3 separate regions of the Mus musculus genome follow, and regions 2 and 3 are each linked to region 1. Evidence: chromatin loops called from intact Hi-C (ENCODE). Cell type or tissue: gastrocnemius. All regions are shown on one strand. Each heading gives the region's core, and the rest is flanking DNA. Links, peaks and the distances in the headings are about the cores only. Region 1 overlaps Gp1bb (glycoprotein Ib, beta polypeptide). Region 2 overlaps Gnb1l (guanine nucleotide binding protein (G protein), beta polypeptide 1-like). Region 3 overlaps Gnb1l (guanine nucleotide binding protein (G protein), beta polypeptide 1-like).

Region 1 (9,761 bases), core at 1,762-9,761:
CCAGGGGCCCCGTGGGGCAGGCGGGCCATTCGTCACCGTTATCTGCCCCGCCGCCAAAATCACAAACACATTTTTTAGTGAAGGACCGGCTGCCACTGGCCTTCGGGCCCTGATGCCGCCCAGCTGTGGCCACTCTGGGCCGGGAGCCCAAGGGAGGAGTGCCCAGTCCTGGGACCTGCATCCCCAAGCTGTGCTCTGTACTTAGAGGGAAGGACAGAGGGACCCTAGGTGGGAGGTGGGGGTGCCTCCTCAGGAGGCTGGTGGCCCAGTGATCATCTCATGGGGGAGAGACCCAGAGACAGAATTAGAGGCAGTGGAGATGGAAACTATCACCTGTCTCTAGACACCCCTCTCTTGTCCCCCTGTGGCCCTCCCACAGACACGCTGTGTGTCCCACCACACCAACAGGACCCTGAGCTACCTCTCTGCTGGGCCTGGTTATGTGGCAGTGGGCCGCCCTTAACACCTCTTCTCATGCCCATAGGCAATGATAATGCTCTCTTTCCATCTGTCTGTCACCTCAGAGGGCCAGTCCTGCCCTGTGCTGACATCCTGTGCAGTTCAGCACCCTAAATCCCTGGGCAGGCCCCTGGGGCAAGGGGTACCAGGAGAAATGGCCTGTGACGGGGTGGGCGTCCCCAGGAAAGCAAACAGTGTCAGCAGCTAATGAGCGGGAACCAGGCCTGGGGCCGAGGGCCTGGGGAGGGGCCCTGGCCATCGCTCATCCTGACAGCAGGCGGTGCAGGGGGGGTGGGAGGGTTGAGCTAGGACCAGAGATGGGGAGCCTGAGAGCTGACAAAGGATCCCTTAGAGACCCAACCCTACTCACAGATGGATGGACACACAGGCAGACAGACAGTCAGAGGGGAAGCAGCCAGGCTCCTGCCCCCCAGCTGTGGCCCCTCAGGGCCTGGCTAGTTCCATCATCTCCCTGTCTCCTCCTTAAACCAAGCAGCCACCCTACCCCAGATCTGGCAAGACAAAGAGGGTGTCCAAACTCACGAACTTCACGTTAAGTTCTGAAGAGCAGGAATCCCAGTCTGCAGGCGCTACACCCCATGTCTGCGCCACCTTGAACCTGCTGCTGCTAGGCCTCAGTCTATCCATATTGCCACGGCAGAGCAGACATGCAAAAGGCCCTCTCTGTGCTATCTATACCAGCACCTCTCCTCTCTGTGCAATCTCAGCTGCTGTCACTGACCCTGACCCTATCCCCAGTTCTCACCCAAATGTCCCTGTTTCCAGCAGGCCCTGCAGTGGGCAGTGGGCAGACTCAAAGCCCAGGGAACACAGTCTGTCACATGTGCTGACACTGCTCCCTATTTCCTTCGTGAAAGACTGAGGAGAGATGGGAAGAGTGTATCTGCAGCAGACAAGGCTCCTACGTGGTGGGCTGCTTCAGCCTTTAGCTATCCCCAGGCAGAGCTGACCTGGCCTCTCATTGACTTTGAACACCCCAAGATTTCTGTTTCTGAGCTAGACCTGACCTTGTGTGAGTTCCAGGGCCTCTAGGCCCACTCTTAATAACACCCAAGAAAGCCCAATAGTATGGCCTGGAGGTGTGTCTGCCCTGGAGGTGTCCCAGCCTGGAGGTTCAGCCATAAATTCACACCACCAGCCGCTGAAGGGATAAATGTGTCATCAACTGTAGGATTTACGATCACACCCCTGGCCCACAAGGCAGAGAAAACAAGAGTATACATACACATGGTGTGCTGGATGGGGGCAAGCTGCTGCCTGAGGAGGGCACTGTGGCAAGGTAGGGCCTGCTGGATGTAGTGGAGATGGGTGTGTGTGCAGGGACACACACTCACCATGGTGTGGGGGTCCGAATGCATTCACCCACATCCTGACACGTAGTGAGTGTTGTGCTTACACATTTTAAAATAGTAGCTCAGCCAAGCATGTTTGGGGACATAGAGGCTCGTCATCCAGAACATGTTTGGCTAACTGCATGGCTTTGACCCACCCTCGGAGATGTGAACTTTCCCAGAAAAGCTAAAACAGGGAAGGCGATTCTCTAAAGCCTGTGTGTGCACATGTGTGTGTTTAGGATCCCTACCAACCAAGACAGGCCTCAAGGAGGGTGGTAGGAGATGAGAGGAGATACTGCACGGGAGACAAAGCAGAGATAAAAGAACACGGGTGTCAAGACCATGACAGGCAAGACAAGGGTAGGTGATACCTCAGACCTGCTGTTTGGGGATCTTCCTTGGGGCCTGACTAGCACTGGAGGTGAGGGAGGCAGGCAAGCCAGCCTTGTCAGTTGGTCACTGAGTAGACAATAACAAGAGATCAGAGCTGTCATTCGGCTTGGCCTCTTTGTGGGTAGCTTCCAGGATCACTTCATGCCAAGTCATGGAATACTCCTGGCTTGTAGTTTTGCTGTCACCAACGGATGTCTCTGTCCTTGTCATCTGCTGTACTGAGCCAAGTACAGATGCCCAGTTCTGAGGACTTGAGGAGGACTTCAAGGACCCTCTGGGAGGACCCCGGGAGGACTGGGGATGGATTCAGGGAGTGATCCTGAGACGTGGATGAGTAGCCCAAGGCTCTTTCTCTTCATAAGCATTGGTCTGCACTCCCGTAGGAACCAGGGGCTCATGTTTCTCATACTTTGGCCAGTTTTCCTGATTTTGCCCCAAGAGGCTTGGGAGTGGGATCTTTTGGAGTCATTCTGGTGGAAGTGTTGGCTAATGTCCAGGAGTAGGTACAGAATAATCCTGGCACCCCCCCCCCCCCGCAAATAAGGAGACAAGGGCTTTTGACTCCCAGACTGGAAACTCTGAAACAGGTACCTGCTGAAGATTGGTTTGCTCAGTAGGAATTTCTGAGACTAGACACAGAAACTAGGGGTCCCTAACCAGGGCTCCACAGAGCAGAGGCCCACAAAATAGGGACCCTTAATCAGAGAACTCAAGGCTATCTCAAAGGTCTTGCCTCACATCTTCCACAGGTGAAATCCATGGTTTCCTGTGTTCTCCCAGCCCACCACAGGGAGCTGGCCTGGGCTTTCCTCCCCCAGACCCCCAACCTGTACCCCTGAAGGAAGGTGACAGTCTACATGTGCAGGAACCCTCAGTGAGTGTAAGGCTCAATACAGTCAACAGCAGGCGAGCTGAGACAGGTGCCGTCAGTGCTCCGCCCCAGTCCTGCTCAGACAGAAGCCTCTTCACAGTCTTCTGTGAAGACTGGCAGGAATTCTTCTAGAGCATCTTTAAATAAACAAAGCACAGAGCAAAGCAAACTCCAGCCATCAAACCCCAACGCATCACAGTAGATTCCAACACCAGGCAGAGTTTGCCTTTGGCCTGCCTGCAGGCACCTTCTCAAAATAGAAGCTCCAAGCCCTTCACTGGGACACCGGTGCCTTGGACAGCTCTACTGGCCAGAGCTGCTTGGGGGTCCTGCCTCTATCTCACCAAATTTCCTCAGCTCCCACGTGGTTTTCCTTCAGGGAATGGCTTCTGAGGTTTACCCATACAAATCAGCTGCTGTGGGGAGTTATTTCTCTGATCCTGGGAGTCCTCTGGGCAAGCTAGCATGCTCAGCTTTTAGCCCTTCAAGCGTTCTGTTACCCACGTGGGGGCCTCAGTAACCTCAGGGAGCCCCGGGTCTGTGTGATACAGGAGGAGACAAAGCCACACCCTGAGTGGAGAGGGGACAGGTTGGCATCTGTGGAAGAATCCTTTGCACCCTTCTGCCATACATGGGTCAGCCGGGTCCAGAGCTCATGATGCATTTGGTATGCTTAGACACACACAGCTAGGTGAGCCCCCGGGATGACTGCGCTGAGAGCTACCCCAGCAAAAGTCAAAAGCAGGAGCTGGGATGAGGGATGGAGCACGGATCTTCACTGAGTTTAAGGCCAAAAAAAAAAAAAAAAAAAGCCAACAACAACAAAAACCCAAGCCCCAGCTCTAACTTCAAACCTCAACCTCCACTGCCCCTCTTCCGAGATGTGTCTAGTGATGGACCTGAGGGTTTGCTTTGAGGGTCAAGCCCCAGGCCATACAGTGTCTCTCAGGCACAGTCTTTTTTTTTTTTTTTTGGTTTTTCGAGACAGGGTTTCTCTGTATAGTCTTGGCTGTCCTGGGACTCACTTTGTAGACCAGGCTGGCCTCAAACTCAGAAATCCGCCTGTCTCTGCCTCCCAAGTGCTGGGATTAAAGGCGTGCGCCACCACCGCCCGGCTCAGGCACAGTCTTAAGGGTTCCTAGGATATTTTCAGGAGGAGCCCCTTGGGTACCCCCAGCCCCATTTCACAGACCAGTTACAGGAGAAATCTGTTTTGTTTTTAGTGCACAAGTGACCTTAACCCCACACTTGGGTCCTGAGGAGAGCTCTGTGTGGGTTGGGGAAATGGGCAGTGGAACTAGGAATATGCCCTGCAGGGAGGGCTCATAGCCTGGCCTTCGACTCTCATCAGGCTTCTCCTACTGCAACTGACTTCACCCCTGTCGTGTGCGTGTGCGTGTGCGTGTGCGTGCACGCGCGCTTGAGTGTCTCACACCTGGGGGCACCTTGGCTCATCTCTCAGCACTCTTTCTCCAGCCAGCCTTAGGCACTCTGGGTAGAGTAGGTTGACAGGAAGACAGAATGGAAGGAGGCACGGACAGCATTTTCTTGGACCCAGCAGAACCCTAGAGACAGCTTCACTGGGGAGTACCTGATGATCCTCACAGTTCTTGTGGGACCAGGGGCAGACCGGCCCCCAGGGGTTCTCCTAAGGAGAGCACATTAGGCCTTGTAACTTTTTCTTGTCTTTGAGAAAAGAAGTCAGAAAGCATGTGCAGCCATTATAGAGAGTACACGGTATGGAGGGCTCCAGGCCAGACAATACTGTCCAGAAAGGGTTGGGGGCTGGGAGGTCCCACAAGAGCTGTTTAAGAAGGGAGAGACACAGCCAAGGCCAGGCCTAGTCACTAGGATCAGTGACCCCCAAAGACCCTCACTCTACTGGGGACACTACTCCAAGTGCCCCCTGCTGATTTATGGCCCTCTCAGAGGAGCTGAAGTTTGCTGCAGGAGGCACTGCACACACCTCAAGTTGGGGTCAGTGTGGATGGTTCTCAGCTGGTTTCCAGATGGGCTTTATGGAAAGGGTACCAGGGGAACTCAGACACCCCAGCAAGGAACTGGCTGGTGTCAGAAAGCCTCTGGCTCTAGCCTGTCTCCTGTCTCTGTCACAGGCCTTGTCTCTGTGACACACAGCCCTCGCTGCCCTTCTTGCCCACCAGTTAGCCCTGGGTGGGTGGGAGTGGGAGCTGGTGATTTATCACTTGCCGCCTGTCTTCCATCGGAAACGCTGGGGGTTGGCGCAGACGCTGCAGTGAGCTATGGGCCACCCACCCCAATGTTGTTGCTCTGTCTGGGTAGCGGGTGCGGGCCTCCCCCTCCTAAGTGGCTAGTCTGCCCCCCCCCCGACTCCCCACCTTTCCCTGGGCGTCCTCTTTGTGATGGCCTCAAGCAGGTCAGCCCAGTTTCAAGGCTTCTCCAGGCTAGAGAAGACTCATGGAGAACCCCATTGCTTCCCTGGTCACCAGGGAAGCCTAGAGATGCTGGAGCCTCCTTTTCTGAGTCTTTGGGCTTTCCCCTCACAGAAATGGTGAGAGTCCAGCGCTGGTTGTCGTTAGCCCCACCCCCTCACAATGCACACAGCGGGGGTCAGTGAATGTTTACGGAGCAAACATGGGGTGGGGAGCGCACCTGGATTGGCCCACGTCTTTCCCGCCAGGCGGAAGAGGTCCTTATCTTTGCGGTTGACCGGTTGTCAGTGTGCCAAAAGGATAGGAAGAAGAGGGACTGCACTCATCTTCTTCGCGTCTGTCAGCGACCTCGCAGTGCCCTCCTCTCCATCCCCGGAGGGAATGACCTGCCAACCTCTCTCTGCAGTCTGGGCAGTCTGAATGGTCCCTGCTCTCTTTCTCTAGGGACTGCTGGGGCGTCCCTCGTTGCCTACTGCACGCCGAGCTCTGAGTCTTTTACGGATCGCTAGCGCCCTCTGGTGCCAGTCGGAGGTCATGGTGATTGAGGGGAAAGCAGGGCTAAACAACCGGCAGTTTAAAACAAGAGGGCCAAAGTCCCCATTTCCCGCAGCAGCACGTATCTATTTCACAATGAGATAGAAGCTCTCTGCGTGAGGTCACTACTCTGTCTATGCCAAGCCTGGTGATCTTGTGTAGCCTCACTGGAACTCCATCTATTCAACTCCTTGGCCATCTTTAGCTGGATGGCAGTACAGGCTGCACAGGTGGCTTGACCTCTCTAAATGTACCTCTGTGCCCTGTACTAGCCTAGCTGAGGCAGGAAATCTCTTAGTTTGAATGAGGTCTTGAATAAGGATGAAAGCCGCAGGAGCAAGGGCAGACCCGCTGTGGTGGGCATGGGTGTGATGGGTGTAGAGAGTAGGGCAGGTACACAAAAGCTAAGTCCTGGGGCTTCCCTTTAAAGCTGAAGTCTTGGGGCCCAGGGGATGGGTGGGCAGTGTGGTGTAGTCACCTCTGACTTCTGAGCTCTATCAGAAGGACTCAGAATCAACCAGCCCAGGCCATGTCTTTGTAGCTATATTAAATATGCCTCTGAGAGGGGCCCTGTGACTTACGCTCATCTGGAGGGAGGCCCAGACCACAGAGGGGATGAGTTGGTGGCTGGGGAGGAGACTCCAGGGCAGCTGTGTTGTCTCTGAAGTAGATGACAATGGTGGAGGCTGGGTTGAGGAGGAGGAGTGTGCATTCAGGAGCACTGAGCTGGGACCATCCACTTCCCCACATTTGTTGGAGGCTGAGACCCCAGGCTAAGCACGTGGAGGGTCAGCTTAGGGTCAGGAGTTAGAATTGGAGAAATTCCCAAACCACTAGCAGAGCCAGCCACTGAGGCCAGGCTGGAGTCTTGGCACTAGCCAGTCTGGCAAGAGGGGTCTCCTGGACAAACCAGCAAGCGAGAAGTCCACCCTTCTGTCTGAATACAGTGATGCCAGATGTGTTTCTTTGGTAGCAGAGCCGTTCCTCTTTAGGACAGGGACGGAAAGACAGTGGCCCCTGGTCCTTCAGGAATCCCAAACCCAGACCCTCAGCAAGACACTGGTCCTGGAGCCTTCAGGCCCTGTGAGCAGTGTGAACTGAGCCTGAGCTCTTTCCTACAGCTCCTGCTAGGCCCTGGCACTGTCCCCTAAAGGAGGAGCAGCGTGGGGACCCAGGGAGCCTGTCTCAGCTCTGCTCCATTATAGCCACAGAAAGGGGTGGGAGCTTGAAGAGTTTCTTGACACCTGCTTTGCTCCTCTGAAAAGCAGAGGGGATGCCCCTCCCCATACTGTGTTCAACTGACTTTAAGGTGTTATCTGTGTACCTCAACCAGGGCTTCTGGGGTGACAGGCCACCCCTGGGGAGGGTGAACAAAGAGGACCACTGTCCCTGTCCCTGATGCATTGATAAGGCCGGATGGACAAGTTCACAGTTCCCTGCAGCCCACAATGGGCCGGATGCCCTGCCCCTGCCCACAAAGGAGGGGGGTGGCTTATGCCTCAAGTCTGACTGGCAGCCTCTAGATAGCATCAGCCTACTGGAGGGTCATCTGTCTTGTCCCACAAAGGCCAAGACAAAGGCCGTGTCAGCTACAGCCTCCCGACCTGGTCAGTGGTGGTCAGAGGAGGCCTAGTGCTTTCCTGTGCCCAGACCCATGGTTCTTCATCAGGATCAGGATTGTCAGGAACAAAAGCATCCAGTATGTGTAGAGGCAATCAGGTGGGACTCACATCAAGCCTGGCACCCAGGCTGGTTCCAGTACTGGGGGATGTGCCATTCTGCTCCTTTGGGTTCCCAGGGAGGAAACTGTACCTAGTTTTCCAGCTCCAGAGTAGCTCGGAAGTGTTCTCTGTCCTGAGCTGTGAGGTAGGGGACTTGCTGGAGAACCTTGAACCAGACTAGAAATAGCATATATAATGACCTGGGCAGGTGTGGGGTAGTGTGGTGACTGTTCTGTTAGTCAGGGGGACTGTCAGGAGGGCTGAGACTGCTGGGGCTGTCAGTTGGTGAGATGGGATAGGAAGATCTGAGAACACTTGGAGGGGCCAGGGTTGTGGGAGGAGGCCTGATTCACTCCACAGCACATTTCAGAGACTCTGGTTAAACTCATACCTGCAGCCCCTTAGGTCATGTCTCTGTCACTTGGCCTTCCCTACCCTTCAGAGTTCATCGCCCATGGAGTCCCCACTGGGCCACAGGCTACAGTCACCTGGTTTTGAGTCATCCCAACTCCCATCTGTCTCTGGGCGCTCTAACAGCTGTCCACACAGCAGGGTCACCTCAACTCCTAAGTTGTCCTTGAGAGGTTCTCATGACCCTGGTTGTCCACACAAGCCAACCCTTTGAGGACCAAGCTGCCTGCCTGTGCTGTTTCAAGCTTCCTCAGTGCCAGAGGGATCTCTCTATTCACAGCATTCTCACTAAGAATGAACTCGGAGACAGCTGGGTACAGGGAGTTTTATCCATCGACTCCTGCTTGCCCTAGGCCAGTTTGGCAGCGTGTGAAGAAGTGATTATGTCCCTTTTAACAACATTCCCTCAGGCCCTTTCTAGAATTTGGCAAAGTCGGGTGGTACAGAAACCGCCAAATGAGGAGAACGGTTTATTCAGTGAGGAGTCTGGCAGGAGACTGGGCTGTTCCATCACTCTAGGCTCTGAAGACTCAAGGTTGCTTCACTCTGGTAGTACTGGAATCAGTTTGGCACCATGTTGATTCAGGCTTGCAGAGCTCGGGTCTGGGAGGTTGGGCAAGGGTAGAGGCCAAGGCGGATCCAGGTGAAGGTGAGGGTCCTCCTGCAGGGACCTGTAAAGTTTGCAGGTCCTTGTTGCTCAGTGCCTGTCCTTTCTTAGGATGCACCACCTCTGGCCGACTCGGCCACCAGCGGGGCTGTGAGAGAGAACTCTTGGATGGAGCGTGCGCGCGCACGCGCGCGCAGCCTCCGCAGGCGACCTAGTAGAAGTGCCAATAGCAGCGCGTGTAGCAGCCCGAGGACCAGCAGTGCTAGCTGGGCCACCAGTGCTCCCCAGCAGAGTAGACCGGGTGCGCACGCGGCCCGCAGCTCATCCTCCGCCACGTAGGGCAGCAAGCGGCCGCGCAGCGCTGGGGGCGCGACACAGCGCAGGTCGCGGTAGGGCGCGCGCTCCGGGCGGCCGGCCAGCCAGGCGCGCAGCGGCAATAGGCGGCAGTCGCAGCGCCAGGGGTTGGCGCCCAGGTGTGCTGCGCGCAGAGCAGGCAACGCGTCCAGAAGCCCGGGCGGCAGCGCCGTCAGGTTGTTGCCGGTCAGCACCAATTCGGTGGTGTCGGGAGGGAAGGCAGCCGGCAGCGACGCCCAGGTCAGCCCGCGGCGCCCACAGTCCACGAGCGTCCCTGCGCAGCTGCATGGCGCGGGGCAGCCAGAGGCTGGGCGGCTGAGCAGCGCTAGCAACAGAAGCAGCAGGCTCAGCGCCCCACGGGGCCCTGAAAGAGAAGCACTAGGATGAGGCGGGAGCATCCTTGGGACCGTCGGCGCTGCTCCCGCCAGCTCCTAGGACCAGCATCCCACGAGTCCGCAGGTCCCTCCACCCCGGCCACTCTGGGCGCTGGCTCGAGTTTCCATCCACCTCTGATCCAAGACTTTGCCTATTGATGCCCAAACTAGAACACCTCCTGACCGTGGCTCTTCCTAGAAAGCTGCAGACCCGACCCCAGAACTCACGGGAGCCCATGGCGAGAGGATGGTGGCCTACTTCGTTCTGGAG
Region 2 (9,761 bases), core at 1,104-9,103, 93 kb before region 1:
AAGCCATGTAGCAGGCCACAAAACAATCTCAATGAATTTTTAGAAATCAAAATTATTTCTTTTCTGGTCACAAAACTAGAAACCAACAAGAGGAGCTGTGGAAATTATAGAAGTAAGTGAAAATTAGACAATATGGGTTCATGAAGAAATTAAAAGGGGAATATAGAAAATTTCTTGAGATATATGAAAATAGAAATATGGGGTCTGGAGAGATGGCTCAATGGTTAAGAGCACTGACTGCTCTCCCAGAGGTCCTGAGTTCAATTCCCAGTAACCACATGGTGGCTCACAACCATCTGTAATGGGGATCTGATGCCCTCTTCTGGTGTGTCTAAGACAGTACGGTGTATTCATATAAAATAAGTAAATAAATAAATATTTAGAAAAAAAAGAAAAAGAAAATATACTGCCAGGCAGTGATGGCTCACACCTTTAATTGCAGCACTTGAGAGGCAGAGACAGGCAGATATCTGTGAGTTCTCTGTGAGTTCGGGGTCTACAGAATGAGTTCCAGGACAGCCAGGGCAACACAGAAAAATCCTGTCTCAGAAAAAATAAAGAAACAAACAACAAAAAGAACAACAAAAAACCCCAAAAAACAGTATTCAAAAAAATATGTGGGGCACAGCAAAAGGAGTTTTAAGATGTTTGCCACCACAAATACCTACATCCACAAGGTGCAAAGGTTTCAAATAAGCATTGCATGACTGTGTGGCTTAGGAACTAGGAAAGTAGGAACTAACCAAGAGATGGCGGTTCAGCTGCTGACCCAAAAGCAAGCCCCAGAACCTGTTAGAAAACACAGTAACAAAACCAAGAACACAGATGCAGTGGTGAGTTTGTAATGTCAGCATGCCTATGGTGAGATGGGAGATGGAGACAGGAAACCTGCTTAGGAAAGTGAAGGGCGGCTCTCTGGTATTCATCAAAGCAACAGAAACAAGAGAGACCTTGTCTCAATGGGATAGAAGATGCAGGCAAATGCTGTCCCCTGCCCCTGACATGTGAACTGTGGCACACATGTGCATACATGTGTACACATACATCAATCAATCAATCAATCTATTTATCCTTAAAAGAACTAATCAGCCCGCTTGGAAACAGAAGCAGGTGGATCTCTACATTCGAGGTCAGCCTGATCTACATAGGAAGTTCCAGCCAGCCAGCGATTCATAATAAGGCCCTGTTTCACAACAATACAGAGAGAACTAATGAGTCCCACATTAGTGGGAGGGAAGAATAAAGGTCTGGTAGAGATAAATGAACTGAGAAAAACACAATGCAAAACATCACTGAAACAGAGCATGGTTTTACAGGGAAGTGTGATTAGTACTAAGAAAAAAGCCCAGAAAGATTCAATGAGAAAAAAAGAGACATTTTATTTTATTTTATTTTGTTTTTTTTCTTTTTTTTTTTTTTTTTTTTTTTTAAGATTTATTTATTTATTATATGTAAGTACACTGTAGCTGTCCTCAGACACTCCAGAAGAGGGCGTCAGATCTTGTTACAGATGGTTGTGAGCCACCATGTGGTTGCTGGGATTTGAACTCTGGACCTTCGGAAGAGCAGTCGGGTGCTCTTACCCACTGAGCCATCTCACCAGCCCTTTGTTTTTTTTCGAGACAGGGTTTCTCTCTGTATAGCCCTGGCTGTCCTGGAACTCACTCTGTAGACCAGGCTGGCCTCAAACTCAGAAATCTGCTTGCCTCTGCCTCCCGAGTGAGTGCTGGGATTAAAGGCATGTGTCACCACTGCCCAGCATCAGCTGAGTCTTAGTGGAAGTTGAAGCTGACAGTCTCTTCAGGAGATGGGTTGGGAGAATTGGACATCCCTATACAGAGACTAAAAAGAAGTACTGTGTCTCCTATCACGTATTAGTCAGTTTTGCTTTAACATAGTAAATACCCAAGGAAATTAATATATAAAAGAAAAGATGTGTCCTTCTTACTGGTTGGAACATCTTCTGGATATATGCCCAGGAGAGATATTGCTGGATCCTCCGGTAGTACTATGTCCAATTTTCTGAGGGACCGCCAGACTGATTTCCAGAGTGGTTGTACAAGCTTGCAATCCCACCAACAATGGAGGAGTGATCCTCTTTCTCCACATCCTTGCCAGCATCTGCTGTCACCTGAAATTTTGATCTGAGCCATTCTGACTGGTGTGAGGTGGAATCTCAGGGTTGTTTTGATTTGCATTTCCCTGATGATTAAGGATGCTGAACATTTTTTCAGGTGCTTCTCAGCCATTCGGTATTCCTCAGGTGAGAATTCTTTGTTTAGCTTTGAGCCCCATTTTTTAATGGAGTTATTTGATTTTCTGGAGTCCACCTTCTTGAGTTCTTTATATATATTGGATATTAGTCCCCTATCTAGGACACATGCTCCACTATGTTCATAGTAGCCTTATTTATAATAGCCAGAAGCTAGAAAGAACCCAGATGCCCCTCAACAGAGGAATGGATACAGAAAATGTGGTACATTTACATAATGGAGTACTACTCAGCTATTAAAAAGAATGAATTTATGAAATTCCTAGGCAAATGGATGGACCTGGAGGGCATCATCCTGAGTGAGGTAACCCAATCACAAAAGAACTCACACGATATGTACTCACTGATAAGTGGATATTAGCCCAGAAACTTAGAATACCCAAGATATAAGATACAATTTGTGAAACACATGAAACTCAAGAAGAATGACGACCAAAGTGTGGATACTTTGCCCCTTCTTAGAATTGGGAACAAAACACCCATGGAAGGAGTTACAGAGACAAAGTTTGGAGCTGAGACTAAAGGATGGACCATCTAGAGACTGCCATATCCGGGGATCCATCCCATAATCAGCCTCCAAACGCTGACACCATTGCATACATTAGCAAGATTTTGCTGAAAGGACCCTGATATAGCTGTCTCTTGTGAAACTATGCCGGGGCCTAGCAAACATAGAAGTGGATGCTCACAGTCAGCTATTGGATGGATCACAGGGCCCCCAATGGAGGAGCTAGAGAAAGTACCCAAGGAGCTAAAGGGATCTGCCACCCTATAGGTGGAACAACAATATGAACTAACCAGTACCCCCTGGAGCTCGTGTCTCTAGCTGCATATGTATCAGAAGATGGCCTACTCGGCCATCATTGGGAAGAGAGGCCCCTTGGTCTTGCAAACTTTATATGCCTAAGTACAGGGGATCGACAGGGCCAAGAAGTGGGAGTGGGTGGGTAGGGGAGTGGGGGGGGGGAGGGTATGGGGGACTTTTGGAATAGCACTGGAAATGTAAATGAAGAAAATACCTAATTAAATAAAAAAGAAAAGCTGTATTAGCTCACAAGTCTAGTCAGGCACCATTGCTTTGGGCTTCAGGATGGCAGTGATGAAGGATACCCAGCAAAGCACACTGGCTACCTCATGGACAAGAAACAGAACAGAAATGAAGAGGCTGGGGTCTGACTGTCCTGCTTAAGGGCGTGCACCACAATGATCTAAGGGTCTCCCACTAAGTGTCACCTCCTAAAGAGTCCTGTGCTATCCAGTAGCAGTGCCCTGAAGATCAAGCCCCTTAAGGCACGTGAACACGATAAATTTTTTTGAGTTTTGTTTTTGTTTGGTTGGTTTTTGGTTTTTTTCGAGACAGGGTTTCTCTGTGTAGCCCTGGCTGTCCTGGAACTCACTTTGTAGACCAGGCTGGCCTCAAACTCAGAAATCCGCCTGCCTCTGCTTCCCAAGTACTGGGATTAAAGGCGTGCGCCACCACCACCTGGCTTTTTGTTGGTTTTTAAAAAATTATTTGTCTGAAGACAGCTACAGTGTACTTACATATAATAAATAAATAAATATTTTTTAAAAAAAAAGGGCTGGTGAGATGGCTCAGTGGTTAAGAGCACCAACTGCTCTTCCAAAGGTTGTGAATTCAAATCCCAGCAACCACATGGTGGCTCATAACCATCTGTAATGAAATCTGATGCCCTCTTGTGGTGTGTCTGAAGACAGCTACAGTGTACTTACATATAAAAATAAATAAATATTTTTTAAAAAATTATTATTAAAATTATTATTTCATGTGTATGGGTGTTTTGCCTGTGTGCTTGCCTATGCACCACATTTGTGCAGTACCCTAGAAGGTGTATACATCTAGGGCATTGGATGCCCTGAAACTGGAGTTACAGATGTTTGTGGGCCTCTGTATGAATGCTGGGAACTGATTAGACATTAATAGCTCAGGAAGGGTGAGTATAGAGGTGGTATTCAGTGAATAACTTTGCAGCTGAGTATAGCACAGCAGGGTAGCTGGTTGACAATAGTGTATCTCAAAATAGCTAGTAGAAAGGACTTTGAATGTTGTCCAGTATGAAGAACTGATAACTGAGCTGACATCTGTGCTGATTACCCTAATTTGATAATGGCAGTGTGCGCGCATGGGTTGGAATGTCACACTCTACCCATAGATACACGCAGGTGCTGATTCCAAATCAAGGCGTATGTAAGCAAGTTGTGTGAGTGTGCTCCCGCTTGAAACTTGTTAAGCTTTGTTCTGGGAGTGAGGATGACGGCCATCTTGGCGATGGTCCACGTGCACTTGAGCTGTTGGATGGAGCTGGGCATGTGGGCCTTGTCAGATGGATGGAGAAGCTGACTCAGCTTTCCAATGTGCTTGCAATAGAATTTTTAATATTTTTATTACATTTATTTTGTTATGTACATATGTTACAGTGTGTGTGGTATGGATGTTAGAGGGCAATTTTGATGCTTAGCTCATCCTATCATGTGGGTTCAGGGGATCAAATGGAGGTGGTCTGTGTTGGTGGCAGCACCTTTACCAGATGCGCTGTGTCACTGGCTCCTAACTGGGCCTTTGGAGAAAAGTTTGGCAGAAGGATTATGAATTAGAGGCCAACCTGAGAGACATAACAAGATCCTGTATCAAGAAGGAAAAAATTAACATGCTAAGAATGTTTATGTTTATTATAATAGTTGATAAGACAAAGTTTATTATAATAATACATAATTGGCCTCATTTAAGTATTTTTTCACTTTTTTCTCCCTCGGGCTTTGTTTCTCTCTTCCTTTCCTACCTTCTGTTTGTTTGTTTATTATTTTTATAATGTGCATGGGTGTTTTGCTTCTTTGTATGTCTGTGCACCGTGTGGTGCCATCAGATGGCTGTGAGCTGCCATGTTGGAGCTGGGAATCAAACCTGGGTCTCTACAAGAGCAGCAAGTACTTGTCACTAGAGCCATCTGTCTAATACCATCTTTATTTTTTTTTTTAATTTTGATAGTCTCGAGTATTCTGATTTTTGTTTGTTTGTTTGTCTGTTGGTTTTTAAGTCTCTATGCATAGCTCTAGCTGTACTGAAACTCACTGTGTAGACCAGGCTGACCTCAAACTTGTAGAGAGCTACCATGCTTACCTAGGTATTCTAATTTTTTTGTTTGTTTGTTTTGGCTATGTGTTTCTGTTAACATACACATATTTAATCTTTTTATTAGGATAGTAAGTATACATAATAACAGACTTCATTATGTCCATAATGTGTTTTAAATAGATATCCTCCCTCTTGTGCCCCTCTACCCACTGGTCGCTTTCCTCTTTCTTTCCACCTAGCTCTCCTACTTTCATGTCTGTGTGTGTCTGCGTGTGTATGGCATGGATGAAAGGTTATTTACGGGATCTGGGCACCTTACTAGTGGCTATTCTACTGACCAGAAGCTCTCTTCCCTCCCCTCCGTGATTATAAATGGCTTCAACGAGAGGTAGAACCTCACGAGTTTCTTGTCTCCTTTGTGACAAGATGCTGATGGGCCCAGTCTTGTGCAGGTCTTGTGCACAACTGCTATGAGTTCCGGAGTGCCCTGGCTGTGTCATGCCCAGAAGATAGCACTCCACAATGGCATTTTACCTCATCCTTTGGCTCTTGTCCTGTCCTGCCCTCTTTGGTGAGTTCTTTGCACCTTGAGGGCCTGAGACACCCTGTTTAGGTCTGAACATTAAAGTCTCATTGCTTTGACCATTTATAATGAGCCTCTACAGTTACTGCTGACCCCTGCAAAAGGAACTTCTCGAACTAAAGCTCACAGCAGCACTACTCTATACATATTCCAAAGGCAATGTGATAGGCATATCATGTCCAGTTAGCAAAACAGTAAGCCTAGGGTTTCCCCGACCATGGGCTTTTAATCCGATAGACAGACAGTACGGGACATGAGTTTCCTCCTGTGGAGCATACCTCAGTTCTGTAGAGAGCAGTTGTTTACACAGTGTGCTGGATAGAGCACATATTATCTAGCAGGATTCACTATGAATAAGGCTGTGGATGTCAGTTCTTCCCTGGCAGCTTAGTAACGCTTTTCAGCACTGTGAGGGCTACTGTTGGGAGGAGCCCTCCATCTCAGTTCCAGTTTGATTTATGTCCTGGAACTAGGGCATGTGGTTTTTTCTGTAGTAGGGTCTGTCTAAGGGTTTCCATTAATGTGAAGAGATACCATTGTAACTTCAATTTTTTCAAATCCTACTTGCTTCTTAAATACTTTTGACCTCCCTTGTAGCCCACCACCCACCAGAAGTAGTGGAAAAGAAAGGTTACAGGCAAGTGGACCTGTTTAGAAAGGTTCTTTGGAGCAACTGCCGTCTGTGCAGTTCACAGGTTAGCAGCAGCAGCTCAATCCATTTGCAAACACTTCATGAATATACCAGCAATCCACTTCAGTAGTATCAGGATAGCAAACATGAATCAGCAGCAGTGGCCCAACCTAGCAGAAACAGCCAGGCCTCAGCCTCGGCTCAGTCAGCAGGAGGGACCAGGAGGGACGCCAGGAGAAATTCTCAGCTATGCCTCTCTGAGCAAAGCGAAGGTCATCGAAGATGAGAGACCTACAAGGGTTCACAGCTAACTCTGAAAGCAAGCCAAGCTCAGCCTCCGTCACTGTCCATCGAGTCTTTTTTATATTCTCTCCAAACATCACGTGTCCTCCACATGCTTTGCCTCAGCACGTGCATCTGTCTCAGCTGACATCACTGCCAAACAGCCCAAGTCCTCAGAAGTGGAAAGAAACTGTAGCCCGTCACCAGAAGTTGCTTGGTGCCTTTCTCTATGGAGTCCTGACAAATGCAGTTCAACTACGCAATGTAAGGCAGACCATTACATGTGTGTTGTTAGCAAAGCATCCTTCATTGTATGTCCTTTCACGTGCTTGCTTTAGCAGAACATCCTTTCTCCTGTGTCTGTTTCTGCGAAATCTTCCTTCACGAGTCTGCCTTAGCCTTTTACCTGTGTCCACAAAAGTTCCTTCATGTGTTTTCCCCAGTAAAACACCATCCAACACAAATGATTTTCCAAAGAACCCTTAACTTTCCACTTCATACCATGACAGTGGCAACTCTTAAAAGGAAAACATTTAATTGGAGCTGGCTTAAAGATTCAGAGGTTAGTCCATTATTGCCATGACAGCTTGTAGGCAGACATGGTGCTGGAGAAGGAGCTGAGAGCTCTACATCTTGATCTGCTGGAAGCAGGAGAGTGCGTTCCACACTGGGAATAGCTTGAGCATATCCTCCAGAGTGGCACACTTTCTCCAACAAGGCCACACCTACTCCAACAAGGTCACACCTCCTAATAGTGCTACTCCCTATGGACCAAGCATTGAAACATGAGTCTATGGGAACCATTCTTATTCAACCACTACAGGGTCTTACCATCTGTCATAGTTTGAATCAGAATGACTGCCAAAACTAGACATGGTGGCACATGCCTTTAATCACAGGACTCAGGAGGCAGAGACAAGTGGATCTCTGTGAGTTCAAGTCCAGCCTGGTCTACATCGAGAGTTCTAGGACAACCAGAGCTACACATAGAATTCCTGTCTTGCAAAACAAAACAACAAACATACAAAAAGAATGGCCATTAGAGGCTCATGTAATTGAATGCCTAGTCACTAGGGAGTGGAACTCTTTGAGAGGATTAGAAGGATTAGGAGGCTTTGTTGGAGGAAGTGTGTTACTGGGGGTGGGGGTGGGGGTGGGGTGGAGGTTTCTAAAGCCCAGGCTAACCCCAGTCTCAGTCTTTGTCTATGGATCAGGATATGTAATTTCTTGCTACTTCTCCTGCACCATGTCTGCCTGTGTGCCACCATACTCCTTGCCATGATGATAATGGATTAAACCTATGAAACTGTAAGCAAGCTCCTAATTAAATGATTTCTTTTATAAAAGTTGCCTTGGTCATGGTGCCTCTTCACAGTAGTAAAACAGTGGCTTAGACACCATATAGTTCTGGTAGGTAAGCAATCACAATGACAGCTGCCTGTATTGTTTTGAGGACCCAGAGGGCTTCCCTGGCCAACAACTTGTATGGAGATAGCTCACCCCTGGCATTTAATAACTTACGGCTTTTGGGAGCACCTTTATCTACCTGGGCAGAGTACTTTTTTCATCTCCACTTACTTATTTGTTTTGTGTGGAAGTTATAGCATGCTCATGCTCTCTGGTTCCTGGTTCTCCACCAAGTGGATCTCGGGAACTGAACTTCGATGTTACTTGGGCAGCAAGGGCCCAGGCTGGCCTTGGTCTACACAGAGATCCCTCTGCCTCTGCCCCTGCCCCTGCCCCTGCCCCTGCCCCTGCCCCTGCCCCTGCCCCTGCCCCTGCCCCTGCCCCTGCCCCTGCCCCTGCCCCTGCCCCTGCCCCTCGAGTGTTGGGATTAAAGTCTTTTGACACCAGACCCATCCTGAGCCATCTCTATATTTAAAATTTTGCTTTGTTAGCTATCGAGTCTCCTTATGGCTTTTTCATATATCCTTAGTATAGATGACCCTCCCCTTCTACTCCCTCTCCTCCTCATCTTCCTGCCCCTGTTCCCTCTTAAACCTTACTTCCCCCAAATGTATCCCTTCCACTTCCATAGCCACGTGAGTTTTACTCCCCTTCTCCCTTAAAGCCTTTCCCTCTCGGGACTTCTGTCTAGTGTCCTGATCTCTACATTTATTCACTCCCATAGAAATCCACATACATAAAAATTAGACGCTAGGGTCTCTAAAAGGGAGATACGTGTGCTGTTTGTCTTTCTGAGGTAGTTACCTCACTTAATATAACATTTTCTAACTCCATTTTCCTGAAATTTTCTCATTTTTCTTTACCAATAAATTTCCACATATTTATTAACCATCCATCAGTTGGTGAATGTCTAGGCTGATTTCATTTCCTATCTTTGTTACTAGAGCAGCACTAGACATGGACCAGGAAGCATCTTTGCGATCGGATACAGACCCCACATTTTAGTTTGGTTTCTCTTCAGTTTTTCTATGACTCACACTCTCATGAAACTCAGGCCAAGTTGTCATGGGACTGTAGGCTGAACCTTTACCAACTGAGTCCTGGGAAACTATGAAAAAGGCTTTAATCTGGTCCACACAGCGTTCAGTGAACTGAAACCCACACGGCAGGGAGGGCTCACTCACTGGAATGCTTGGACAACGCAATGCAGACTTTATGTGGTTTTTGTTGTTTTGTTTGTGTGTAGTTACTTTTGTATTTTGCTTAAGGTTTTTTGTTTTTGTAAGAGAAAAAGAATATCCTTATCATTGGTAACCATTACTGTGGGGTTGGTAATATTTGAATAGGTCAATGCTCTCTTGGTTTTTCATTTTTCTTTTGCTTTCTGCTTTTGGATTTGCAAATCTGGACTTATTAATATTTTTTAAAATTTAAGTCAGGTTTCTTCTCTCAGTAAAGTGTTTGCAGTATTCAGTAGGACTAGCTTAGTAGGGTT
Region 3 (9,761 bases), core at 527-8,526, 77 kb before region 1:
GTAGCCTTCACTGTCCTAGAACTCACTATGTAGACCAAGCTGTCCCTAACTCAGCGATCCTCCTGCTTCTGTCTCCCAAGAGCTTCCCAGCTGGTTTTGATATCTCTTCAGTCTACTTTAAGATAGAAGAGTTGCTGCCTTTTGCTTCTGTAGTTTCTCTTGACCTTGGCCATTTTCACAAGCCTAAGCTACACTGACTTGTACTGTGTCCTATGTCTGATGTGTCTGTTTCCTCATGGCCAGGTTCATGTTTGAACATTGTCAGCATGGGTTCATGCAATGGTGCCATGGTATCTTATCGCATATCATCAGGAGATAAGCTGTTGTTTAGCATTGGCGTTGCCAGCTTCTATCATTTGGAGAAGGTGATGACAGCTAGATGTCTCTATTGTAAAGGTACACTTACCTTTTGTGACTAGTAACCTTAAAAGAGTACCATAGAAACCTATTTCCTATCAACCTTTTACCAGATTGGATCTTTTTCAGATCTGATTTGGGATATATCCCTCCTATCCTAGTTTGTTTTCTATTGCTGTGATAAAACTCCGTGACCAAAAGCAACTAGGGAGGAAAGGGTTTATTTGGCTTACTTGCCCTGATCACAAAATGTCATTGAGGGAATTCAGGGCAGGGATGCAAGCAGAGGCAGGAACTTGGAGGCAGGACCTCGAGAGACCACGGAGGAACGCTGTTTACTAGCTTATAATTCCATGGCTTGCTCAGCTTGCTTTTTTATGCAACCCAGGACCATCTGCACAGGCGTGGTGCCACTACCAGTGGGCTGGGCCTTCCTACATCAATCACTAATCAAGAAAATGCCCTCCATGTACTTGCCTGCAGGCCAATCTGATGTAGGTATCTTCTCCATTGAGGCTCCCTCTTCCTGGATGATACTAATTTGTGTAAAGGTGACATAAAGCTAGCAGTGCAGTAGAGGAACCTCCCCTTGAGACTAATCCTGAGGTCTCTAGACAACGGCTGCTGTGGCTTGCCCAGGGGCACCGTTATTATCTACTGTGTGGGGGCCAAGGCCTTCGGCACTTTCAGGGCACTTTGCAGCATTTATAGGAAGGATCATCCATTTTCCAAATCACTGGGTTTTCTCTTCTGTAAGTTTCTTAAATAAACTGTCTCTCTCGGACATCATGAAGAACCAAAATGTACTCTGGATTTTTTTCTGATGGTTTGCCTTCCCACTTGTAAAGGAAGAGATTGGGTTCGAGCCACGTAGCACTGTGGCTGCACAGGGCAGAGCACAGGGGCTGCAGCCTCTACCAAGGGCAGCCAGTGGCCAGGGGCCAGGAGTGATAGGATAATACAATTATTCTCAATTAGATTAATAAAGAATAATTAGATGTCATAAATCAAGTAATCATAGGATATTGTCATAGGAAAAATATGTAGGTTGAATTAATTAGTTTTCAAATAAAGCGTTTATTTTAATTGCCTGAAATGATGGAGTCCTTAATTGTTGATGCATCATTTTGGCCTGAGCTTTTCAGCTGTTGTAACAGCGTGACGTGACGGGTTTGTTCCCTGCATTTCTCGGGAGACAATAGAGGAGACCTTGATTTCATCACCTCACAATGAGCCTTCTGCTATAAGGTTCTGGAAACTCCTACCATGCCGCAGGCAGGTGGCAAGTGTGGGCTGAGCTTCAGCTGGCACTGCCCAGGGTCATGGTGTGAGAACTCTTATGCACATATGTGCATGTGAACACAAGTGTGCACATGTGCTTTGGTGTGTACCTGAGGGTCTGTATGTCCCCGCATGTGGAATGCACATGAAGGGGGTGCATCTGTGTGGGTGGGTGTTTATGTTTGCATGTATAAGTGTGAGCATCTAGGTGTCCGTGTATATACACATGGCTACAGTATGTGTGGTATCTGGATTGCACCATGTGCCTACAAAGAGTCATGTCAGAGTTCATGGCCTGGACCCATGTGGCAGGATGCCCCTAGACTGGCTTTGGAGCTTTCCTGCTGGGTGAGAGATCAAGTTCTTGAGAGTGGTGAAGCTAGGGCCTGTAGACCTGTATCTGGCAAGAACACAGCTGAGCTTTGGAGGACCACCAGCTGCCCTCTGACCCTGTCCTTTGGATCACCTGTTTGAGGCAGTTCTTCCAGCATCTGTGATCTGGGGCATATGTCTGTGAACAACAGTGTGAGGTCCTATCTCTCCTCTAGCAGAAGGCACCATCACATTTTTTAAGAGTCAGTTACCTTTTAGCAATTTATGAGTTTTATTTAGCTAAAGCTCCTTCCCTGCCCACCTACCTCCCCCCAAAAAAACTCAAAATAGGGGATTTTGCAGTTTGTACATGCATTCCTTTAACTTTGTTTTTTTTTTTTTTTTTTTTTTTTTTAAGTCCCTGAGGGAGGTAGGGTTCAAGAGTAGAGTTAGCCCAGGAAGGGCTTGACCTGGTGGGACCTGCATCAGGTCAGTAGGACTAGATACGTGTCTCATCTCATGCCACTGGCATGGGTACAGAGCTCACTGGCCTGGCACAGCCCTGATCATACCCCCATCCTTCCGGTTTACCCTCCATAGGGCCTGGTGGCCTCCTGGGAGCCTGACTCTGGCTGTTGCGTGCCTTCTTCCACTGTGGTGTGGCTCATAGCCCGTACCGTCATTTCTCCTAACAAAGAAGAAAAGGTGAGGGCATAGGATTTGTGGAGGTACGGCACTGGAGGAAGCATGCTGGAAGATGTACCTGATGGGATTGCCTTGGGAGGCTTCGTCTCTCTGGCTTCTACACAGTTGGGTGTGGCCTCAGCCTGTAGTCTCTCTTCCCACATTCCACGCAGACTTAAAGCCAGTCTCCACTCTAGAAGAATCCTGCCTGGTAGCTCCTTTGCTCTGTTCTTTTCCTTGCCATGTTCTTTTGATGGCTGAACTGCCACCCAAGTTGGGCAGAGCTTCCTCTCCCTGCTGTGTGGGCTGCATATAAGTAGAGTAGGATTTGCCCTTGCCCCTTGGAAAAGCTCCGGAAACAAGCTGCTACAGGCCCCCTGCTGTCTCCCTCTGACCCTTTCCTGTTCCTTCATCCAGCTTGTGATTGTGGGACTACGGAAGTGTGAGAAGGGTGGTCTGCAGAGGCGGACTCTGGAAAGTTCTCTTTTGCAAGGTAGACCCTATCAGGTCTTAAATACAAGTCCTGTGATTTGAGGAGTGGTCTGTCTGTTGGGGCAGCAGCTCTATGGGTGTGGCCAAAAGACTTGGTCCTGCCCCTTCCATGTACCCTTCCAGGCTGTTCAGCCCCTTGGTGGCACATGTCTTGAGAACATTTCAAGCCCATTCCACGGAATCTAGTGCAGCTCATCCCAGAATCCTGCCTCAGTTTCTCAAAAAATAGAAGTATGCTATGCAGAGTGGTTATAATTAGAAGATGTGGTGGTTCAGGCCATGATCCAGTAGGGCTGTTTGTAGCATTCTCAGGACTCTATGCCACTCTCATTTGTAAGCACATGTCTGCTGAGCCACTGAGTGCAGGGCAGAGACAGCGCAGTCCAGACTCCTCACACTAGCCAAAAGGCAGGAGTGGGATTCGTCATCCAGGCACGCCATTCCTGTACAGAGGGGAGGGCTTCTGAGGGAGGCACGAGTAAAGCCTGCTTGCTTGGGAAAGGACTCGGCCCAGACCTTGTCAGATGAGTGCTGTGAGTATGCAGGGTCACCGTGGGAGGAGACAGTCTGGGTACCTGACTCATGGACTGTCACAGGGACAAGGACTCCTGAGAGAAAGAGATTGGGTCTAACTCTGACAAGTGTGACATAGAGTTCATAGCAAGGAGCAGGTAGGGGAAGTGCATGGGAAGTAGGAAGGAAGAGACAGCAGCTGCGAGGATTCAGGCTGAAGGTGGGCCAGGGTAAGCAAACGTCACGTGTGGTGGACAGTTAACACTGAGGGGCCCCATTGTTCAGAAAGCATGCAGATATGAGGGTGATATTAAACTGACTTAGAGTTTGTTTGTTGTTTTGTTTTGTTTTGTTTTTTTTGAGACAGGGTTTCTCTGTGTAGCCCTGGCTGTCCTGGAACTCACTCTGTAGACCTGACTTTTTATAATTGTAGTCACATGGGCCTACAAGAATGCTTAGGAGCTCGAATCAAGTTTGGCCAAACAAAGGCTCCTTTTCTGTTATGGTACTGGGAGTAGAACCCAGGGCCTTGAGCTTGCTAGACATATACTCTACCAGAGAGGCAGCAAGGGCTATACACAGTACCCAGGCTTACGTGCCAAGAGGGACAGGCTTGGGCCTTGGTGATAACAGAGCTGATGGATAGGACAGGGCTCCAGGGTGGGGAGAAGGTACCCATCGGGAACAGTGACAGGCTGGCGGTTGGCGTAAGCTGGGCTGCACCTGTGGCAGCCCTGTGGCCCACACCAAGGCCTGGCTCTTCTTTAGCCACAGAGCCTGCCCACACCATGGGGAGCAGAATCCCTTTCCAGAAGGGGCGAAAGTTAGGTTCTGAGCCAACAGCTTTTTAAATGTCCCTCTCTGGCTGCCTTCTATAGATAAACAAAGATCTCCAGCTGCTTTCTATAGGTGTGTAGAGCTCCCTGACTCTCACATGTCTTCCCTTGTACCCAGGACTGCATTTACCCACATGGCAGCCCTGTTCCCACCACCGCCTGGTCCCAGATTTGTCCTCCGAGGCACACAGTCGGCTGTGAACACGCTCCATTTCTGCCCACCATCCCAAGCTGCAGGGAACCCACTTCTCTTCTCAGGGTGAGTGACAGCTGTCCTGCCCCAAGCCCAGGGTGAGGTCCATCCTGGAGCTGCATGGAGCACGTTGCCGTCTCAGGTGCTGGTGGCAAGCACTGTTCAGGGAGTGTGCCTCGCTTTCAGAATCTGACCGATACACTGCACATTCTGAACTCCTTGCAGGGGCAGAGAGTCAGTCATGTCTCTGCCCCACAACACTGAGTTCTGACAAAGTACCCCATCCCCTGGCCCTTCTGGCCACCTTTGCTGCAAGGGAGGCTTGTCTGATCTTTGGTTCAGCGTCAGCCATCAGTTCCAGCTGAAGTATCTTCATCCACGGGCTGTGTGTGATGTTGGCCTGAAGTGAGTTCAAGACTGCTCCAGGCCCTGACCTGTCTATGTCCGACTCCTTTCCAACAGGTCTCAGAATGGCCTAGTACATATCTGGAGCCTACAAACAAGAAGAATAGTTACCACTCTAAATGGCCATGGGGGCCAGGGTGTAATCTGGCTGAAGACACTGCCACAGGGACACCAGCTCCTCAGGTGGGTTACAGCATCCCAAGGAAGGTCCCAGGGGATTTATGCCAGGAACTCTAACAGAGCAGGGTGGCAGAATGAGTGGGGTGGAGGTAGGGCGTGGATCTGGCCAACTTGGCTGCAGCTTGTGGACAGTGTGGGGCCAGCTCCAGCCTTTGGGAAGTAGATGACTCTGACTTCTGTCAGGTGAAATTACCCTCTTCCCTGGGGCCCTTTGGTGCTCTGAGACAGGTCTGGGAGGTGCCATGAGAGGTAGCTGCTACCAGCCCAGCAGGCAGCTAAGGGCAAGGCTCTGGGCCATGGCTTAGAAGTGGGCAGAGGTAACAACAGGGACAGGGACGGATAAAGCAGGGCCAAGCCGGCAGGCTTGAAAGGCATGAAGGTATGCCTGCCAAGCCGGCAGGCTTGAAAGGCATGAAGGTATGCCTTACATAAGCCCCTTATCTCCCAGCCAGGGTCCCCACTGAGGGTCAGAGCCTGTGGTGGGGGCTTTGGGTGTGGAATGCCAGGTGCATTTGCATGGCACCGGAGACCACAGCCCACCAAAGCTGCCTGGCCTCAGCTGTGTTTGGGTCCAGGTTTCTTCAAGAGGCCCTGGAAGGGGCTTGGGCTTTCATATCCAGCAAAGCTGGAGGACCCCCAGCACTGGTCACACCTGGGCCACAAGAGCTGCGCCAGCTAGTATTTCTTTACCTTTGTCATCGTGAAACGCATATTTACAGGCCAGTTCAGGAGTATGCCGGCCCTTGCAGCACCTGAGTAACCACTGCCCAGGCAAGGACGGCACTGTAGCTGTGACCTCCCCCTGTGGAGTCAGTGGCGGCCAGGACTTGCTATACTGTCTTGATGTGTTGTCTTAAAAAAGGAGAAGCATGATTTTTATGAGTTTTTCTAAACTTTAAGTTAGAAGAGAAAAAAAAAAAAACAAACTAAAAGACTACCAGGTATTTAATGCATACCTGTTCTATTGACAGATTGCACTTTTCTTATTATATTTCAGATAGTATTCTTCTATTCCAGATAATTTTTGCAACAGGGTGGTGTATATCACCCCTCTCTTAGGGGTGTCTTCATGGAGTTGCATTGGCCAGGCCTTCCCCCTTGTGGTCAGGCTCCTGGGTCGTAGAGAAGCCTATGCTAAGACATGGATGGGCGTCCTTACCTGTTTCCCGAGCTCACTGTTGCTTCATTTAAACCCACAGTTTCTCTGGATTGTGCTGCTGATATGGGATGCAGGCAAAGCCTGCCTTCTGTTCTCCCCCTGTAGATTTAACCCTGTTGGCATCAGCATCTAAGGCCACAGACAGGAAGAAAATGCTAGCAGCTGTGTGTGGGCTCTGAGATCAGTTTCCTGGTCCACGTTTCTCATGCTCTCAGTACTTCTCAAGTTCTCTGTAGGGTAGAATACCCCTAGTTTCAGGACAAGACCACACGGTCCTGGGCTCAGGGAGGAAGCCCAGTGTGGTGACTGCCAACCTTGTGGTGCTGAGGTGCATGAGTCCCCGGGGCTCCTTGGCAGGAGAGACTGGCTTTGGTCACACAGGTGGGTAGTGCCTGCTGGGGCCACTGTCAGCATCCTAGAGGTTGAAGTTCCCTAATCTAAAAATCTGAAAGCTTGTTTCTTGTTGGTTTTGTTCGCTCGTTTTTTGAGACGGGGTCTCACTATGTAGCTCTGGCCAACCTCAGTTCCTTATGTTATAGGCCAACCTGGATCTGAACTCACAGAGATGAGCCTATCTCTGCCTCCTGAGTGCTAGACCTAAAGGCATGTTCCACCGCTCCCTGTATAAAGATCTGAGAGCAACATCTCTTCAGAAACCTGGCTGTTGTGTTTAGAAAACCAATGAACCCGGTTGTCCATGGGTGAACCTACATTGCCCATACTGTCATTCACCTATGTTCAACTGTGTGTTCTATCTGCATGTGTCTTGCCACACGCATGTTGATGCTGACCTCTGAGCTCGGACCTGACCCACAGTGTTATATGCTCATCAGCTCTTTGATAAGGAACCTTATATCTACTACTGGCTCCCATATTTTCTCTGCCAGAGAGGGCAGAACTGATGCCTGCAAGGAGCCAGGCCTGCTCAGGGCCATGGCTTCTACAGTTGTGTGTGTCTTTACCCATGCTGTCTGTGTGCCTTGGGTCCACTTATGTTTGAGCTTCCTGGCCCAGTGCACTGCCATCCACACAATCACAGTGCCGTCCCTCATAGGCTCCTGGCTCTAGCTCAGCTGGCTAGGGCTGTTTTCATTGTGCACAGTGACAGTCAGACTGTCTGTGGGTTTGGCACAGCACTGTCGTGTGTCCATTTCCCCAAGGCCACATCAAACAGCCTGCCATCCCACAAAGCCCAGAGCTACCCACTGTGGTCAGTTCTCTCCTGGTTCTCTAGCCCTTCCTTTTCTAGAATGTCACAGGAGTGTAGTTACATGTTGCAGAACCTTCAGATCTGGCTTCTTTCACTTAACAAATCACAGCTCAGCGTCCTTCCAGCTGTTGCATGTGTCAGCAGTCGGCGCCGTCCCTTGCTGAGTGGCACTCTGGCACAGCATGCTTGGTAGTTCTTTTGTTGCAGAGCAGCTGGGTCGTCTCCAGCTCGGGTGATGAAGCATAGAGCTGCTGTCAACATGCTTGCATAGCATTAGAGTGAATGCAGCTCTCACATACACTTTGGTAGAGGCCTGAGTGAGACTTCTGAGTCCTTAAAGACAGTTGACAGAAAGGAAAGGGGTGCAGGGTATGCTTTAGTGGCACCAGAACGGCACAAGACTGGCCAAAGGTTCATGCCTCAGTGTCCACATCCTTAGTCTACTGAATGTCCTGGCCTCAGGGCCCTGGGTACCAACCCAGATGTGAACACTGAGGGGAAAGCCCTCCTCACTGAGGCCTTCAGCACGGATGGTGTGAGGCTTACCTAGCCGTCTTCAGGGAACATGGCTACCTTCACCATTGAGGGTCCAAGTCAGCACATATACGTTTACAGTGTCTCACGGACTCCTCCCCTTGCCTTGTCAGCCAGGGTCGAGACCTGCGGCTGTGCCTGTGGGACCTGGAGGAGGGCAGGAACACCATCATGGACTCAGTTCAGCTGGACAGTGTGGGCTTCTGCAGGGGCTCCATCCTGGTCAGGGGACAGCAGTGCTGGATGCTTGCTGTGCCAGGGAAGGGCAGCGACGAGGTAAGGACCAGCCAGCCCTTGGAGCCCCTTCCATACACTAATTGCACTGGCTTTGTCTTAACTGGACACACTTGTCCTCCTCTAGTAAGAAGGGCCTAGTACTGCCACAGGACCCTGCCAGCTGCAGGTCTGTGGCTTACCTGCTTCACTGCAGCTACAGCAGCCTCGGGCTGCTCATCTGTGATGTCGTACCCTTCCAGGGCAATGGTGAGAATCAGAAAGGGTTCAGGCAAACCTTGAGACTTAACATAACACTATTCCAGGAGGAGGGCCACTTAGGGCTGTGTCCAGGCCTGAGTGTTTGTGTGCACACATAGACAAGCATACATATCTGTTCACACATTCATGTACGTACACACACACACACACACACACACACACACAGAGGATTCTCCAGAAACTGGGGCCTTGGTGTACTGCCAACCTGTTGGAGGAGGCACCAGAGATATCAATATAGTGACACAGGAAAGAAAACTGAAGCAACAGGGGAGTTCGCAATGAGGGACAGAGCTATGATACAGTGAAAAATTCAGATTCTGGGAGCAGAATGAAGTTGGGGATGGCCACAAACTTGGGGAAGGGAGGTCTGAATTCAAAAGCCAGAAAGGGAGCGAGTCTGGAGGTACCAAGGAGCTCCTGGACATCCAGGCCACCTGTGAAACAAACTATTCTACAAACTCTGGTAAAAAGGAAGAACAGGAAAAAAGATATCTGAAAACCACAGCCTAGCAGCAATGAGGACAGAGTAATATGGAGTCCAGGAGATGGAGTCAGGCTGCAGCCCCAGGAGCCTCTGCTTTCTGTGAGAATAAACTAACCCTGTCTCGGGGCTTCTTTCTATAGAATCAGCCATCACCCTGTTGGCAGAGTACGGGCACAAGGCGTGGGCAGTGATGAGCAGCCAAAGGGCCGGGACTATGCTCTGATCCAAACACTAAGGGTGAGGATGCTTCCCTCCACACAAGTACAATCTAGGGTGGGTAGCGCAGCAGCCTGCAGATGCAGAAGTCAACGATACACAATCTGCACAGCCCACAAGCCATGACAGGAAGTCATGAGAAGCCCAGAAAGACCCCACTGTGGTAGCAGGGAGAGGCTGAATAGCAAGGGCCTTAGGTAGGAGCTGTTCAGATTTGTTCTCAGGATAAGAAGAGGGACAGCAAACCCAGGACTGCCTAGGAGTCTGAGCTGGGGTGTGTATTAAGAGTATAGAGAGCATAGCAACCATCCTGTATCAGAAGGCAGGATCCCAAGGTCAGACTCAGGTCAGATACCTTGCCTTGCCTGGTTCCCCAGGCCTCCTGGAGCCTCCCTGAGCATGGAGCCTCC

What was found. Peaks named below come from ENCODE experiments on the same cell type or tissue, not always from the same donor. Only the 100,000 strongest peaks of a DNase experiment are listed, where the experiment ranks them.
Region 2: it touches region 1 in a loop (2.2-fold over the local background); 2 of 42 quality-filtered maps call a loop at or near these places.
Region 3: it touches region 1 in a loop (2.1-fold over the local background); 2 of 42 quality-filtered maps call a loop at or near these places.

The regions. Positions count from the first base shown.
Region 1 is chr16:18,611,853-18,621,613 of GRCm38, forward strand. Gp1bb (glycoprotein Ib, beta polypeptide) reads right to left here. Exons shown (of 2, transcript NM_010327.2): 1 at 9,719-9,761; 2 at 8,467-9,480. The coding sequence starts at 9,728. The coding sequence ends at 8,870. Among named protein-coding and RNA genes, the nearest start is that of Gp1bb, 5.7 kb to the right of the region's middle. In gastrocnemius, for the core only: a CTCF peak has its summit at 6,009 (motif pointing left); DNase peaks (open chromatin) are centred at 5,978, 8,310 and 9,196; H3K4me3 peaks cover 1,343 bases.
Region 2 is chr16:18,519,499-18,529,259 of GRCm38, forward strand. The region is part of intron 2 of Gnb1l (guanine nucleotide binding protein (G protein), beta polypeptide 1-like); the gene reads left to right. Among named protein-coding and RNA genes, the nearest start is that of Gnb1l, 26 kb to the left of the region's middle. In gastrocnemius, for the core only: no CTCF peak of the experiment used is centred there; a DNase peak (open chromatin) is centred at 4,539.
Region 3 is chr16:18,535,842-18,545,602 of GRCm38, forward strand. Gnb1l (guanine nucleotide binding protein (G protein), beta polypeptide 1-like) reads left to right here. Exons shown (of 8, transcript NM_001081682.2): 3 at 4,594-4,734; 4 at 5,131-5,256; 5 at 8,270-8,432. The coding sequence starts at 4,610. Among named protein-coding and RNA genes, the nearest start is that of Gnb1l, 42 kb to the left of the region's middle. In gastrocnemius, for the core only: no CTCF peak of the experiment used is centred there; DNase peaks (open chromatin) are centred at 4,377 and 7,803.